2 separate regions of the Homo sapiens genome follow, and region 2 is linked to region 1. Evidence: chromatin loops called from intact Hi-C (ENCODE). Cell type or tissue: HepG2. All regions are shown on one strand. Each heading gives the region's core, and the rest is flanking DNA. Links, peaks and the distances in the headings are about the cores only.

Region 1 (8,684 bases), core at 424-8,423:
AGTAAGACTCTGTCTTAAAAAAAAAAAAATGCTATGCCCAGCATTTTTCATGTACTGTCTTATTATCTCAGTAAATCCCATATAATCTTCCTATGAAAGTGTATCTCATTTATCTCCATTTTATAGATGAGAAACCTGAGGCCCCTGGAGTAGTATTAATTGTCCAAGACTGCATTGCTGATAAAGGGTATAGCAGGGACCTAAGCTCGACACTCTCACCCTCAAACATTTCCACAAGTGTAGACCAATGGCTCTCAACTGGGGTGGTTTTGCTCACGTACCACTCCCTTGCTCCATGGCATTTGAAACCGTCTGGAGACATCTGGGGTAGCCATAGCTGGGAGGGTAGAATGGCACCTAGAGGATGGAGACCAGAGATGCTGCTAACCATCCTACAAAACACGGGATGGCCCCAACACCAGCACCACGAATGGTCTGACCCCAAGTGTTGTGACTGTGGCAAAGCTGAGAAACCCAGGTTTCTCCTCAGCAAGAAGGAAAATCCCTGCAACGTTGATGCACCTCTACAGGAGCCCCAGGCTGACAATAACCTTCCTCATCTGGTTTCAACCCTGGATGCTTTTACCTGGTGCGTCCATCAGGGATTTCAGGGACTCCAACGAATTATTACCCTTGAATGCTCGGTTCAGCCTGACAACCCAGAAATCTCTGCCTAGGTGCCTGGTCTTGAGGAAGGCTCAGCAAGTGGTTGAGGTTGATAACCAAATACCTAGGAGGGACTTTTCTCTCCCTCCAGGAGGAGCTGTGGGTCAGACACCCTGGGATCATTCACAAGGGGTCAATAAAGGCTTGGGGAGGGCCAAGTTTTCTAGGCCTTCTCAGAGGGGCGGGTGTTTATGGATACACAAGAAGCCTGTGAAACTTCTGATATTGGCAGGAAACCAATGCCCCCCACCCTCCACCCCCAAAACGTCCCCACCATAAACACTTGCCCTGCAACAGGACTTGGCACTCAGGGGCTCCTGGGGGCCCGATTTATCTGCTAAAACATCCTCTAGCCACCAACGAATAAAGCAACCCCTTGCCACCCAACCACAAGAGCACAGCCTGGGAGCCACTCCAAGGGACATCCAGTCACATTAAAACCTCAGCCATCCAGAGCACCAGGCCTGGTGATGAGAAAGAACATTTTATCCTTAAAAGCATCTGAATGCCCATGCTGCTTCTTGCAGAGAACAGTCCAAAATAATCTGCTATTAAAGAACGAGGATGGTTTTGACATTTTTACCAAGCTAATGGTCTACGCAGACAAAATCTCATAAAAGGGCACTCTGTTCTTCTTGATCCACTCAGACATGGCCTGTGAGTGAAGAAATGGGCTCTCTTCCTCAAAGAAATCACTGCTGATCCTCGTACCAGCCTGACACTGCTTCATGGGTTCTTCAAACAGAGTATTCCCATAGAAACTAAAAAGGAAGAGGAATGTGTCTGGCGGGCATTGTGGGCAGCAGTGGGCTTTGGGCCAAATTTTAAGTTTGAAAACCAAGATTCCCTCTTTTCGAGGGGCCGCCGGACTGAGCAGATACAGACACCGTGAAAAGAGGGTGCCATGTTCAGATTCAGGAAACAAGGATGGTTTCTGTTCAGTTCCTCCATCATCCTTCAGGTCATGCGATTCCCATTTCCCTCTGTGGACCAAACAATTCAGTGGGGTTTCTGCCTTTTAAATATTTCGTTATCAACATATCATCCTTTTAGCCTCCAGAAGCATTTTAACATGGAGATTCTGGCTTAAGACTCTTGTGGGTCTGTCTCTCTCTCTCTCTCTCTCTTTTCCTTGAAACAGCGTCTTACTTTGTCACCCAGGCTGGAGGGCAGTGGCATGATCACAGCTCACTGCAGCCCGACTTTCCAGGCTCTAGCAATCCTCCCACCTCAGCCTCCAAAGTACTTGGGACTACAGGTACATACACCACCATACCAGGCTTTTTTTTTTTTTTTTTTTTTTGGTAGATATGAGGCTTCACCTCGTTGCCCAGGCTGGTCTTAAACTCCTGGGCTCAAGCGATCCCCGCCTTCCCCCTCTCAAAGTGCTGGGATTATTTGCTTGAGCCACCACGCCCGGCCAAGGACCTTGTCTCTTGTGATGCACCCCAGAACAAAACATCACTGCAAAAACACACCAAGGCATGAGTTTCAGTCCTAAGTCCCATTTATCCACCATACACTATGTGCCAGGCACAACGCTAAGTGCTTCTATGGACGAGCTTCCCTTAATCTCAGCAGTAACAACCCCAGGCAATGGGGCCTGTTGACCGATCCATTTGCCACTGAAGACAGTAAGGCTCAGAGAGGGTAATTGGCTTGTGCCATGTCAGCCAGCTAAGGAGGGGCAGAACCAGGACGCGAACCCCAGACACCTGGCTCCAGACTCGCGTTCCCAAGGTCCCACTACCTTTTGTCAATCCACTGCATTCTAGTATCCTGGTCTTTGGCAGAGTCCACGTAAAAGAAGGAGGTAGAGGGAGTGAGAGGTACTTCACGCAATAAAGTTTCCTGGTGTTACACTGCCACCGTAATTGTGTCCCCGACCAGGACCTCTCCCTTCTCATCCTTTCCGTGATAGGCCCTAGAAAACCTTCCAGAGAACTGTCCTCCTTCTCCCGGGATCTCAGAGAAAATTCACCTGAGTTCAGTGTCCAGGTGACCCAAGCTCTGAATGCAGTAACGTGCACGGGGAGATGAGGATGTCACCATGAGCAACCCCAAGACTGGGCAGGGGGGGCTCTGATGCAGCCCACGGCGAGGAGGGCTGCCCGTGCTGCCTAAATGGGTTCAGAAAGAAAGCCGCCCTCTCGCCCATGTGGGGTTCATTAACCACGAATCCAATTATTCGGACAAGCTCAGCTAAGTAAATGGTCAAACATAAAAACATATGGAAGGAAAAAAGAAGTCAACCCCATTATCCATCAAAAACCATCAAGGTGGCGGCCCTCACTGAGGGGTACAGCTCTCCAGCGGGCCCTCATCTGCCCTCCAAACCCACGTGCCTCCCCAGTGGAAGGCCAGCAAAACCACGCTGGAAGAGTTGGGGTAGGAAAGCAGAAAGAGAACCCCAGGAGGCCAGGCTGGCCACGGAGCCCCATCCCACACACACAGGCCCGGTGGCTCAGGGGCCCAGGTGTGCAGGACACCGGGAGCTCATAGGGACAGCGCCCCGCGGGATGCAAGGAACTATGCCTCTCTGGCCCTCTCTGTAGGGATGGAAAGAGAAGAGCGATTTCTGGGATGGAAGCCATCTGCCTCCTCTCAACTCTCGCTGCCCAACCAGAAAGGGAAGAAAAACAGGAAGATGCGGGACAGGTGAGGAGCTGGGTGAGCGCCGCCAGCCCGCAGCCCAGCAGAGCAGGGCTTGGCCAAGCCTGGCGCCAGGGACTTCCCCCCTGCCCCCACCACAGGCCCCTCGCCAGGTGAGAGGCACCGACAGAGTCCCAGACAGATGCCCCAGACAGGATGCCCAGGGCAACCCCCGCCCCTTCCCCTGCTGGGGGCCCCCAGGACGCGCCCCCCCCTCCCATTTTGGCTAGCCGCAGAGTCCAGCGGGTCTCTGGGACGGCGTGGGAGAATCAGGAAGTCGAAGCCACACAGCCAAGAAGGGGCAGCTGGCGTCTCGGAGGCCGTCACGAGCTGTCACTCCGCGCCCGCCGGAGTTGCCGCTCAGTTACCAACTTCAACCCGGAGCCGGCTACGGAGCCTCCCGCCGCCCCTACCCCGCGTCCCCATCACCCCCGCGCCCCCGGCACCCCCGGACCCCCGCGCCCGCGTCACTTACTCCTCTGCCGTCGCCACCTGTCTGGGTGCCGGTCTCCTCCCTGCCCGGCCGCGGCGCGTCCTCCCCGTCCTCGCAGTCGCCGGGCTGTGCGCTTCCCCCCTCCAGCAACAGCCGCAGCCTCTTCTCCTCGGGAGGGACGTCGTCCTCCTCCCTCCTGGGAGGGCCATCCCTGCCTCGGGGCTTGCCAGTGGTTTCGGAGCTGCGGGAAGGGCTGGCAGTGGCTCCGGGGGCTCTGCCTGCACTTGGGGAAGAGGAAGGACCTGTCGCGAGCGGCCTCTCGGCGGAGCTGGGGCGTCTGAGCGCGGGCTCGGTGGGTGCGCGCGGCGCGGAGCTGGGCATCGGCGCCGGCGCGGGCTCCTCCGCGGGCCGCTCCTCGCTCTCTGGCGCCCTCTGCTGGCCTGGCGCGCACCGCGGACACGCAAGGCCCGGGCCTGCGCCGCGCTCACCTGTCCCGGCCCAGGTGCTCGCTGTCCCTTGCCCGTGGCCAGGCCCGCTCTGGCCAGGCCCTGCACCTCCTCCCTGCCCCAGCCAGTTTGCACCCCGATGGTCTCCCTGCCCAAGGAGGAGAGAAGAGAAGGGAAGCCCCGAGAGGGTGGACATCGGCCACAGCCACCTTGTCTTTGCTCTTACCCTGTGTCTTGCATGATTTGGAGGTGGTGGGAAACCCGAGGTTGCTCAAAACTCGTGGAGAATTCCGCCTGCAGGATGACATGAATGCACCTTCGCATTGCCTACCAACAGATCTTTTCTGAGCATCACTGTGGACCAGGCGTGGTGATAGGGGAGGGGACATTGTGGTGAACATGACAGGCATGGCCTTCACCCCGTGGGGCTCAGCGCTGGGTCAGAAGGCATTGAGAATGGACATTGTCAATTGGGCCAAAGGAGGCCAAGGAGAAGAGCGGGGGGCATGGGAACTGAGAAAGACAGGAGGCTCAGCAGGTCTTGGAGCTGGGAGAGGGACAGCAGCAGCGGCTGTTCCAAAGGAAGCAACAGCTGAGAGAGGTCTCAGAGAGTTGTTCTCAGCCCAGTGGAGCATGTTCGGGCAGAGGGAACAGCGTGTGCAAAAGCCCAGAGGCTGGGAAAGAAGCAGAAAGAGGACTGTGGGGCTGGAGCGTGGAGGGCGAGGGGTGAGAGGTGTGGTGGGCAGAGAGATTGCCTGGGAGCCAGCAGTGCAGGGACAAAGGAGATAGGGGATCCTTGCAGGCCCCCAGCCAGGTCTCAGGCACAGAGATAATGCAGGTGGGCAAAGAGAGGAAATGTGGAGAAATATTTTGGAGGCATGCCCTAATGAATGAGCCCACAATGCACTCTTAGTGTCAGTGTGCAGCTCCTTCCTTGGCTGTGTGATCAGCTGAACCCGGGGGTATTTTCTGGACATGGAGGTGCTACACCAAGAGTCCAGGACAGGCTAAGTGAGTACCAGCAGCTCCTGGCCTACCTCAAAAGCAGGAGAGACAGGGGAGACTGGGGAGGCCGGGGAGGAAGGGGAAGCCAGGAAGGCAGGAGAGGCCAGGGAAGCAGAGGAGGCCAGGGAGGCAGTGGAAGCAGGAGAGGCTGGGGAGGCTGTGTCCTTTCCATGATTCTGCCCGGGATCTTAGGCCCCTGAACTCCCTGAGCTTCTCCACCCCAAGCGCTGGAACCATGTTGCACAACGGTCTCTCCACTAAGCTCCTGATGGCGGCCCCTACCCTGCTGTGCTCCCTATTTCAACCCTAAAAGCTCTCACAGTGGGCAGCACATAGTAGGTGCTCAGGAAACACTGGTGGGAGAGCACATGGGTCTGCTCAGCACCTTCCTCTCTCCTCCAGCTCTCCCCTGCTACGAAATAATTCTGATAACGACACATGGGCTTTGAGACCCTCTTCTATTACTTTCCATATGCTAATCCATCTATACTTCACAGCAGCCCTGGGGGTGGGTGCTATTAGGATGTCCATTTTACAGAGGAGAGACTGAGGTATAAAGAGGGTAATGACATAGGCACAGTACAGAGGCCGGGGCCAAGTGATCGCAGCACTCAATCCCCAAAGGCAATGTGGACGCAGTTACCATAAAAGACAGCAGAGTCAAAGCTGCAACCAGAATAGCCTGACTCGCAGAGAACTATGGTGCCAGCTGATCGTGGCATTCCTAGAAGTGAAATAGATAAGAAGCCTGCCACATTTTTACTTGATCTGTGTTTGCAGAAGTGTTCTAGGTCAGGTGAGTAGAAGTCTAATCTGAATCATAATAACAGAGTCACAGTCCTCAGTCAATTCCCAGACATAAGCCAGTTCACAGACCCGGAGTCCCTTGTCTGAATGGGAAGCCAGGTCCCCTCCAGAAAGGACTCTGCTCCACTGCCAAAAATTTATACTGTCAATTTTTCTCCCAGCCTGCCCCCGAAGGAATACACAGCCTTTTACCAGGATGACTGAACAGGGGAAAAGGAACTGATGAGATCTGTGCAGGATCACTGGACACAGGCTCTGAACTGGCACTAGGGCGAGACTAGGGTCTACCAGTCAGAATAGGCATTTTGGAGGTCAGGTGAATGTTGATGAAAGTTCATGTCATGATAGATCCATTGAGTCCCCAAATCCATCCTCTGGTTATATACAAAGTGGCTTTGCTGAGATTCAAATTCAGGGCATCCAACATAGAGGCTGTGCTCTTACTCATGAAACATTCTGACACTAGTAACCAATTTAAAAATGCAAACACCTCCTGGGGCTAGCCAGAGTCCTCCAAACAGTCACGTAAATTGGTTCTGTCAAGGATTTCCTCCTACACCCTGCTGAGAGCCAGTTGCAAGGAGAGGCTAGGGAAGGGCATTGGGTAACTTTGTTTCTAAAAGCTCTTTTGGATGAAGACGTTTGGGAAAAGAAGCAAATAGAGTCCAGCAGAAGAGGTAAGAAAGTAAGTTTATGTTTGGCCAGGCACGGTGGCTCACACCTGTAATCCCAGGACTTTGGGAGGCCGAGGTGGGCAGATCACGAGGTCAAGAGATCGGACCATCCTGGCTAACATGGTGAAGCCCCGTCTCTACTAAAAATTCAAAAATGAGCGGACCAAGATGGCACACGCCTGTAGTCCCAGGTCCCAGCTACTCGGGAGCCTGAGGCAGGAGAATCACTTGAACCCAGGAGTCAGAGGTTGCAGTGGGCCGAGATCATGCCACTGCATTCCAGCCCGGCGACAGAACGAGACTCTGTCTCATAAAACAAACCAAGACAAACAAACAAACAAAAAAGCAAGCTTATTTTTAAGCCTCAAGAAGTGTAGTGGTTTAGGGGTTCTGCAAATACGGCCCCAATCAGACTACAAGATGTTGTGGCAGCAACACTTACACCCAGTCACTCCTGGCTGGCTGAACCACTTTTCAAAACACCCTTGCACAGCTGTGCAGAGCGCCTGGCACCACTGGCAGCCGGCAGAGCCATAACTCACACTGTCACCACTCCCCTCAAACCCTTTCAGTAAGCACATTCTTTATTTTTTTTTTTTTGAGACGGAGTCTTGCTCTGTCATCCAGGCTGGAGTGCAGTGGCGCAATCTTGGCTCACTGCAAGCTCCGCCTCCCAGGTTCATGCCGTTCTCCTGCCTCAGCCTCCCAAGTAGCTGGGACTACAGGCGCCCGCCACCATGCCCGGCTAATTTTTTGTATTTTTAGTAGAGACGGGGTTTCACCGTGTCAGCCAGGATGGCCTCAATTTCCTGACCTTGTGATCTGCCCGCCTTGGCCTCCCAAAGTGCTGGGATTACAGGCGTGAGCCACCGCGCCCGGCCTGGTAAGCACTTTTAATCAATGCAACAGGAATAAACATTTGCTGCAGAGCGGCCATGTGCAGGGAGGAACACGGTTCCACTCAGGCTCAGAAAGCAAAACCTCCTGGCTGTTTGCATCTGTGCGAGAGCTTGCAGGAAAAGCCCTCTGTGTGGCTGCCAGCCTCACACACTCCCCCGAAGGGATGAGTTTCTCTTTCCATGTTAATCTATGCCCTGACGTGCCATCTGTCAACCACCATACCATTCTCAGTTGACCTTTCAAAGCATCTTTGCCCTTTGGTCACCAGCCCTGCCCTGCAAGCCCCCAGGTGACATTGAACTTAAACGAGAGAGAAAACAGGTTTCGGGGTGGATTTCAGTTCAGCATCTTGGAATCTCTGTGTGGACATGAAATCTGTCTCCCCAGCCATGGGCTGCATCCTTGTTTGTCATCTGGTTTTGTTCTTGGGGACTTGGAAACTCGTGGGCACATTTGCAATTTGTCAAGAAGCTGCACGGCCCTTCCAACAAAAGCAAGCAATAGGAACAGAAGCCCAAGGCTTCAGATCAAGGTGCGACTTAAAGCAGCCTCAGTGTAAAAGCAAACAGGAGTCAGAGGGATGCCTAAGGCGGAGTCTAGTCTCCAGGGCAGCTATAAGGCAAAGAGAAAGAGAGAGAGATAGACAGAGACAGACACAGAGACAGAAAGACAGAGAGAGATGGGAGGAGACATGAGGCACCCAGGCCTCTGCATCAAAATCCCTACAAGAGGGGCTTCCTAAAAATGCAGGAGGCTGAGGTGGGCGCAAACAGAAGTTCAAGACTAGCTTGGGCAACATAGCAAGACCCTGTCTTTACAAAAAATACAAAAATCAGCCAGGTGTGGTGGTGCATGCCTGTGGTCCCAGCTACCCAGGAGGCTGAGGTGAGAGGATGGCTTGAGCCCAGGAGGTAGAGGCTGCTGTGAACAGAGATAGCACCACTGCTCTCCAGCCTGAGCCACAGGTGAGACTTCATCTCAAAAAAATTTAAAAAAAATTTTTAAAAAGGATCACTCTGGCTATTTGAATGGATGATAAGAAGGTAAGAGCAGAAGCAAGGAGACCAGCAGTGAGATTCTGCAGGCGGGAGTCCACAGTGG
Region 2 (8,684 bases), core at 405-8,404, 120 kb before region 1:
ATCTATTTACTTGTGCTGACTGAATTTTTTCTGCAACTAATTCAATTTCTTTAGTTGCCCCTGGAGTTAATGTTCTTTTACTATTTAAGTCTGGATACCCTCTCAAGATAGAGAACAAAGTTGACATGGCGTAAGTACGGATGCCTAGAGTTGGCCAAATCCAATTAATATCTCCTAGCAATTTTTGAAAGTCATTTAATGTTCTTAATGTGTCTTTTCTTACTTCTACTTTTTGTGGTTTAATTTTTCTCTCCTCTACCTGCATTCCCAAATAATGAAAAGGAGTGGAGGTCTGAATCTTATCAGATGCTATTGTCAGGCCTGCGTTTGCAACCTCTGTCTGCAGAAATGTGTAACAGTCAATTAATTTGTCTCTTATTTCTGCAGCACACAAAATATCATCAACATAATGAATGATATAACAGTCTAAAAACTTGTCTCTAACTAGTTGAAGAACTTGAGCTACAAAAGTCTGACAAATAGTTGGACTATTAAGCATTCCCTGAGGCAACACTTTCCAATGAAAGCTGGTGGCTGGTTCTTTAATATTTATGGCTGGTATAGTAAAAGCAAATTTTTCAAAATCCTGTTTTGCCAGAGGAATGGTAAAAAAGCAATCCTTCAGATCAATTATAATTAAAGGCCAATATTTGGGGATCATGGCTGGAGAGGTCAGCCCAAGTTGGAGAGGCCCCATGGGTTGAATTACTGCATTAGCAGCTCTCAAATCAGTTAGCATGCGTCATCTGCCTGATTTTTTCTGAATTACAAACACAGGAGAATTCCAAGGCGAAAATGAAGGCCCAATATGTCCCTTTTCTAATTGTTCTTTTGCCAATAAGTGTAAGGCCTCCAGCTTTTGTTTTGGTAGTGGCCACTGATTTACCCATATAGGCTTTTCTCTTTTCCAAGTTGATGGAATGGGTTTTGGAGGCTCTACAGTGGCCACCCTTAAAAAGGATACCCTAGTCCTTTTCTTTCTGGATTTCCCTTAGCCTCAATTGGAACTTTAATGCCTTCTCCATTTTTCCCTAGTCCATTGCCAGGGAGATATCCCATTTTAGTCGTGATTTTTTGACTCGTGGAGCTGTATAGAGAGACTGGAATAGTAATCTCTGCATGCCACTGTTCTAATAAGTCTTGGCCCCGTAAATTAATTGGAATAGAAGTAATCATAGGCTGAACTGTACTCTCTTGATTATCAGGTCCTAGACGATGTGAAATCCTGGCACTTTGATACACTTCTGAGGCAGTGCCCACAACAACAATTCCTGTAACAGGCTTTTGTTTAGGCCGATTTTTTGGCCATTGATTTAAGGCAATGAGAGAAACATCAGCCCCAGTATCCACTAATCCTTCAAACTGTTTTCCCTGAATAGTAACTGTACACACAGGTCTATTCTCTGAGAGCTGACTAGCCCAATAAACAGCTTTTCCAGCAGGGTTGGTACTTCCAAACCCTCCTGTTCTTTCTGTTTTGCTATCCCCAATTTTAATATAAGGCAAGAGCAGTAATTGAGCAATTCTATCACCTGGATTGGCACTCCAGGGAACAGTAGAGCTGATCACTAACTGAATTTCCCCTTTATAATCTGAGTCAATTACCCCAGTATGAATTTGAACTCCTTTCAAATTTAGACTAGATCTTCCTAAAATAAGGCCTAACATCCCTTCTGGCAGCGGGCCATATACCCCTGTAGGAGTCTTTTGCGGGGGCTCTCCAGGGAGTAAAGAAATCATTTGAGTAGAACATAAATCTACTGCAGTGCTGCCTGCTGTGGCAGGGGATAATTGTTGTATTGTTGTAATTGGCTGATTTCCTGAAATGGTGGTATTACTGTGGGGGTTGTTGTCCCTGAAAACCCTGAGGAACAAATGACTGAATCGGGAATGCCCCACTTTGTTGCGGGGCCTGGGGCTGGCCCCTCTTCCCATTTCCCAACAATGGCTGTCCATTTTTATCAAATTTAGAACGACATTCCTTAGCCCAATATTTTCCTTTTCCACATCTTGGACACAGGCCAGGTGGCTCTTTTTTTTTTTTTGCTCTGTGTATTTAAGCCTGGGCAATTCTTTTTTAGATGTCCGATTTGACCACAATTATAACATTTTTCCCCAAATGTTTTAACTTGTCCTCCTAAAGCAACCCCTGTAATTGCTTGAGCCAATAACATTGCCTTACGCATAGCTCCTCCAATCCCATCACAAGCCTTCACATATTCTGTAATTACATCAACTCCTGCTGAAACCTTTCCTCTTAATGGCTTTATGGCTGATTGACACTCTGGATTTGCATTTTGATAAGCTATTATTTCCACAGTAACTTTTCGGGCGTTATTATCTGCAATGGATTTTTGAGCTGCATCTTGCAACCTTGCCACAAAGTCTGGATATGGATCTTTAGAGCCTTGTCTGATTGAACTAAAAGCAGAGCAGGAGGTTCCTGGGTCCTGAATCTTTTCCCAGGCCCTGAGGCAAATAGCCCTTAGTTGTTCAGTAGCCTCATTTTGCATTACTGATTGTTGGTTAGTAGTGCCCCAATTTGGACCTGTTCCTAGTAATTGGTCTGCATCTATATAAGCAACAGGATTAGTAGCCTGATTTTTTCATACCTGTTGTTGTACCCCATCAATCCACCAGGTTTTAAACTGTAGATACTGAGAGGGTGAAAGGGAAGATTTAGCCAAAATTTCCCAATTATAAGGAATAAGTCTATTTCCATGAGCAATGGAATCTAATAATGTTCTCATATAAGGAGAGTTAGGTCCATATTGTTTAACTCCTTCCTTCATATCTTTTAACATTTTTGTGGTGAAAGATTCATATCTGGTCTCAGTTCAGACAGACGCTCCTGCTTGACTCCCTTTCCCGGCCGGCATTGTTTGTAACATTCCCGGATATTGCCATGCCTCAAGATCTCCCTGTTTTCTGGCTGTAGCAATGGTCTCATGCAGTGCACTATCTTGTCCACTAGGTGGTACTGTAAGATCAAACGCCATCGCCGTGGGTTGTTGATATAGTGCCTTGCTATTTGGCACAGGACGCACTGCCTGAGATCCATACTGAACCTCTGGAGACGGCGGATACTGAAATACGGCTGGCGGCTGGTGTTGATAAACTACCGATGGTTGGGTTTATTTTCTACTGGCTGGTATTGCGGATACTGTGCCTGGATTGGCATTTGAGATTGTGACATCACAGGCATCTGAACCGCGGGAGAAGGGGTTGGTGGCCATCGTGGTCTAAACTCTGATGGCCCAAATAATTCTGGACCTCCTTCCCCCAATTTTGATGATTCAGGATATATTACCTCCTGTAATTGATTATAGTCAACATTTTGCATTGACCGAACCATTACAGGCTCTACTGCAGTTTTACAATGTGAACTTTCCATTCCTTTCTTAAAGTCTGTTCCTGCCTCTTCTTCACAATCTATTACACAGCTTTCAGGGGCATCAAAGACTGAAACGCTGTCTTCTTCTATTTGAAATGGTTCTAAAGTTGCTTTAATAATGGCCCAATCATTCCATGCTGTAAGTGGGATGATCTTACCTTCCCTAGTTGCTTGTTTTAGTTCTTTGCCAATTTTTCCCAATCTTTTAAATCTAAAATTCCCTGTTCTGGAAACCATGGGCAGAATTGTTCTATTGCTTGAAATAGCGTAACTAGATTTTCTGTAGAAACTTTAACTCCCCCTCTTCTTAAGAGAATTTTAATGAAGCTGAGATAAGAAGCATATTTACTTTCAGTTTGCCCCATTGTTACCCTGGATTCCTCCGAGCGCACAAGCTAACCTCAAGGCTGACTGTGGATGTACTCGGGAATCTCTCGTTGGCTGTCCTCAATGCTCACGTTCTTAAGGTACCTTCACCCTAGAGAAGGGCCCCACATTGGGCACCAGATGAAGGGATGGCCTGCCCCTCCACACCTGTGGGTATTTCTAGTCGGGTGGGATGAGAGACGGAGAAAATAAATAAGACACGAAGTATAGAGAAACAACAGTGGGCCCAGGGGACCGGCACTCAGCACACCAAGGACCTGCACAGGCACCGGCCTCTGAGTTCCCTCAGTTTTTATTGATTATGATTTTCATTATTTCAGCAAAAATAAATGTAGTAGGAGAGCAGGGTGATAATAAGGAGGTCAACAAAAAACATGTGAGCAAAAGAATCTATATCATAAATAAGTTCAAGGGAAGGTACTATGCCTGAACGTGCACGTAGGCCAGATTTATGTGTCTCTCCACTCAAACATCTCAGTGGTGTAAAGAATAACAAGGCAGCATTGCTGCAAACATGTCTCACCTCCTGCCACAGGGCAGCTTTTCTCCTATCTCAGAGTTGAACAAATGTACAATCGGGTTTTACACTGAGACATTCAGTTCCCAGGGGCAAGCAGGAGACAGTGGCCTTCCTCCATCTCAACTGCAAGAGGCTTTCCTCTTTTACTAATCCACCTCAGCACAGACCCTTTACGGGTATCGGGCTGGGGGACAGTCAGGTCTTTCTCATCCCATGAGGCCATATTTCAGACTATCACATGGGGAGAAACCTTGGACAATACCTTGCTCTCAAGGGCAGAGGTCGCTGCGGCTTTCCACAGTGTATTGTGCCCCTGGTTTGTTGAGACTAGAGAATGGCGATGACTTTTACCAAGTATACTGCTTGTAAACATTTTGTTAACAAGGCATGTCCTGCACAGCCCTAGATCCCTTAAACCTTGATTTCATACAACACATGTTTTTGTGAGCTCCAGGTTGGGTCAAAGTGGCTGGGGCAAAGCAACAAATTAACAACATCTAAGCAAAGCAATTGTTTAAAGTACAGGTCCTTTTCAAAATGGAGTCTCTTATGTCTTCCCTTTCTACATAGACACTGTGACAGTCTGATCTCTCTTTTCCCTACACAAATAAAGAACCCAGTAACTTTTCTCATTGCTCAGGAGATTGAAGGGCTAGGAAGAAAAGATGTTAAGTTATAAACATGTTTCAGTTTTGTTACCACTTGAACCAATTTATGTTTTGAAGAGGAAAGAGTCTTGCCTACAAAGTCAGCCCCTGGGTTTTCCTTCTGCTTATGGAATCCAGGCAATGGGCAAAGAGAAAAAGAAAACCAAGGAATCAGCCAGATGCAGTGGCTCATGCTTGTAATCTTGGCACTTTGGGAGGCTGAGGCAGGTGGACTTCTTGAGTCCAGGAGTTCAAGACCAGCCTGGCCCACATAGTGAGACCCCGTTTCTACAAAAAATACAAAAAGTTGCTGAGCATGGTGGCATGCACCTGTAGTCCCAGTTACTTGGGAGGCTGAGGTGGGAGAACTACTTCAGCCCAGGAGGTTGAGGCTGCAGTGAGCCATGATCGTGCCTCTATTCTCCAGCCTGGGTGACAGAGTGACGCCCTGTCTCAAAAGAAAACAAAAAAGATAAGAAAAAGAAAACTAGGGAATCTGGACAGAATAAGTTTATATATATAATAAAGAACTGAGATAGAACTGGGTTGACTGAATAATTATTTGAATTGCTTTTGAGTGAATTTTTCCTATTGGAGTCTACCTTTGTTTTTGTGTGTGTGTTTGTGTGTGCCCTTTTTTTTTTTTTTTGGTTTAGTTTTGTCTTTGTGTTTTTTTGAGACTGGGCCTTGCTCTGTTGCCCAGGCTGCTGGAGTGCGGTGGCACGATCTCAGCTCACTGCAACCTCTGACTCCTGGGTTCAAGCAATTCTTCTGCCTCAGCCTCCCCAGAAGCTGGGACTACTGGGCATGTACCACCAAGCCCAGCTAATTTTTGTATTTTTAGTTGAGATGGGGTTTCACCATGTTGGCCAGGCCTGGTCTTGAACTCCTGGGCTCAAGTGATCCGCCTGCCTCAGCCTCCCAAAGTGCTGGGATTACAGGTGTGAGCCCCTGCACCCAGCTAGAGCCTACCTTTCTTTGAATTCATTGCAGTGCAAAGACTGGGACATGTGGAACTCCAGGTGTATATGGGTTATGTAGAGACGCTAGGGGCTGATTAAGGAAGGAAAGATATGAGAAGCCTGCAGAGCATGCTTTCCCAGACTGTATGGGCCCTGGGAAAGGAGAAGTGGACAGAAAGGGAACACTAGGTGCCCTGGAAGAGAAGATTCATCCAAGTCATCAGGGAAGTTACTAAAGCAAGGTAAAAAATGCAGAGACGGGGACAAACACGCTTCTCCCAAGTCCTTTCTGTCCGCTCAGTCACCTCTATGCTTACTTTTCTTTCCTGTAAGTAGTGTCATGCGTTTTCTTCCCATTCCTAGTCACTCCTAGTCAACTAACTCCTCTCTTTACCATCTTTTCATCAGAACTTGAATCCTCCTCTCCTTTATGTATTAGTGATCATGTTTCTCCGTAATACTGCTAGAAACAAGAATTGAAACCTGGAAAACCTGCATTTGAGAACCAGATCTGCCTCTGCTAGCTATTTGAGAAGTGATTTTGTTCCATTCTTTTTGTTGTTGTCGAAACAGGGTGTCATTCTGTCGCCCAGGCTGGAGTGCAGTGGTTCAATCTTGGCTCACTGCAGCCTCAACCTCCTGGGCTCAAGCAATCCTTCCGCATCAGCCTCCTGAGTAGCTGAGACTACAGGTGTGTGCCACCACAGCTGGCTAATTTTTAATGGTTTTTTTTTGTTTACTTATTTTTTTTTTGTAGAGATGGGGTCTTCAGTGCCCCATTGCTCAAACCTCTAGGGGAGCATGCAGACAGGCAGCGAGCCCCATGGCAGTGTCCAGGGGTGAATGTTTATAGTTGAAGCACCAGTGGGCGTGTGTTACAGGGTGTTCTTTTAGTTTAGCCATCTGTAGGTAGCTTGTGTTAGTCGGCTCAATTAGACCTCCGCCTTATTGCAAGGACAGAGGGCTCTCTTTGTCCTGGGGTTCTTGCCTTGGTGTACCGAAAGTGGTGCAATCTCAGCTCACTGCAAGCTCCGCCTTCCGGGTTCATGCCATTCTCCTGCCTCAGCCTCCCGAGTAGCTGGGACTCCAGGCACCCACCACCACGCCCGGCTAATTTTTTTGTATTTTTAGTAGAGATGGGGTTTCACTGTGTTAGCCAGGATGGTCTGGATCTCCTGACCTCGTGATCTGCCCGCCTCGGCCTCCCAAAGTGCTGGAATTACAGGCGTGAGAGCGCAAGGTTTTATTGAGTGGAAGTATCTCTCAGCAGATGGGGGAGCCAGAAGGGAGGTGGTTTACCCCTGGATTCGGGCGAGTGGCCTGACTCTTCTCTGACTGTCCCAGCCAAACTGCGTTGTTCTGCAGTCAGTGGCCTGCGGTGTGCCGGTGCCCATTGGTGCGTTCCTCTTGATGTCCAGCGCCCTTGTGTTCCTCCGCTGATGTGCTCCTCTCGAAGTCCAGCTGCCTGTGTGTCTGCCTGCTAGGGTCTCAGGGTTTTTATAGGCACAGAATGGGGGTGTGGCAGCCAGGGTGGTCTTGGGAAATGCAACATTTGGGCGGGAAAACAAAAATCCCTGTCCTCACCTAGGTCCATGGGCACAGGCCCTGTGGTGAAGCCCTAGCCAGGGACCACACCCTCCTCTACCCAGTACTTCCCTTCCTCACTTCCATATCATTTAAAGGGACCACATTCTTCCCTTCCGAGCACTTCCCTTCTGTATCACAAAGTGCTGGGATTATAGGCATGAGCCACTGGTCCCAGCCAATTCCGTTCTTTTAATGCAAAGTAGAAAATTGGTGTTCAGAAAGGCCTGCCCTATCCACCTCAGGGAGTTGCTATGAAGATCAAATTAGATCATGTGCAACAGAAGTTTAGAAAAGATTCCAAAAGCACTGTGCAACGAGAATGTATTTTTAAACTCCACTGAGTGGACTTAAAACTATGTTTTTTTTTTCTTTCTTTCTTTCTTTTTTTTGTTTGAGACAGAGTTTCACTCTTGTTTCCTAGGCTGGAGTGCAACGATGCCATCTTGGCTTACTGCAACCTCTGCCTCCCAGGTTCAAGTGGTTCTCTGCCTCAGCCACACGAGTAGCTGGGATTACAGGCGCTCACCACCATGTCTGGCTAATTTCTTTCTTTCTTTTGTTTTTGTCTTTTTAGTAGAGATGGGGTTTCATGTTGTTGGCCAGGCTGGTCTCAAACCCCTGACCTTAGGTGATCCACCCACCTTGGCCTCCGAGAGTGCTGGGATTAAGGCTTGAGCCACCGCACCCCACCTGTGTTTCTTTTTTAAGCAAGAAAACAAATGTCTCTCCCCAGCGCTCACTAAACAAATCCCTCTGTTTTTCTTTCCATAGGATTCTTATCCTTCTTGCCCCACTGCAAACAATCTATTTTCTTTTGGCCCTTCCGTCCATCTGTGAAAGGGTCAGGCTTTCTAGCTAACCCTTCATCAAATATTTTTGATGACCACAGTCAAGACAGTACTTATTATTTTTTTTTGAGACAGAGTTTCGCTCTTGTTGCCCAGGCTGGAGTGCAATGGCGCAATCTCGGCTCACTGCAACTTCTGCCTCCAGGGTTCAAGTGATTCTCTTGCCTCAGCCTCCCAAGTAGCTGGGATTACAGGTGCACAACACCACGCCCATCTAATTTTTGTATTTTTAGTAGAGATGGGGTTTCTCCATGTTGGTCAGGTTGGTCTCGAACTCCTGACCTCAGGTGATCTACCCACCTCTGCCTCCCAAAGTGCTGGGATTACAGGGGTGAGCCA

What was found. Hi-C counts contacts between places; a loop is a spot of excess contacts. Peaks named below come from ENCODE experiments on the same cell type or tissue, not always from the same donor. Only the 100,000 strongest peaks of a DNase experiment are listed, where the experiment ranks them.
Region 2: a loop joins it to region 1, with 12 times the contacts of the local background. A loop is called at or near these places in 44 of 110 quality-filtered maps.

Annotation. Positions count from the first base shown.
Region 1 is chr4:4,103,487-4,112,170 of GRCh38, forward strand. It overlaps the pseudogene LOC100130459. Among named protein-coding and RNA genes, the nearest start is that of OTOP1, 120 kb to the right of the region's middle. RefSeq lists a silencer at 4,164-4,273. In HepG2, for the core only: a CTCF peak has its summit at 4,190 (motif pointing left); no DNase peak of the experiment used is centred there.
Region 2 is chr4:3,982,008-3,990,691 of GRCh38, forward strand. It overlaps LOC105374359 (a long non-coding RNA gene), which reads left to right and starts at 6,565. Exons shown (of 3, transcript XR_925070.3): 1 at 6,565-6,601. In HepG2, for the core only: a CTCF peak has its summit at 4,614; no DNase peak of the experiment used is centred there.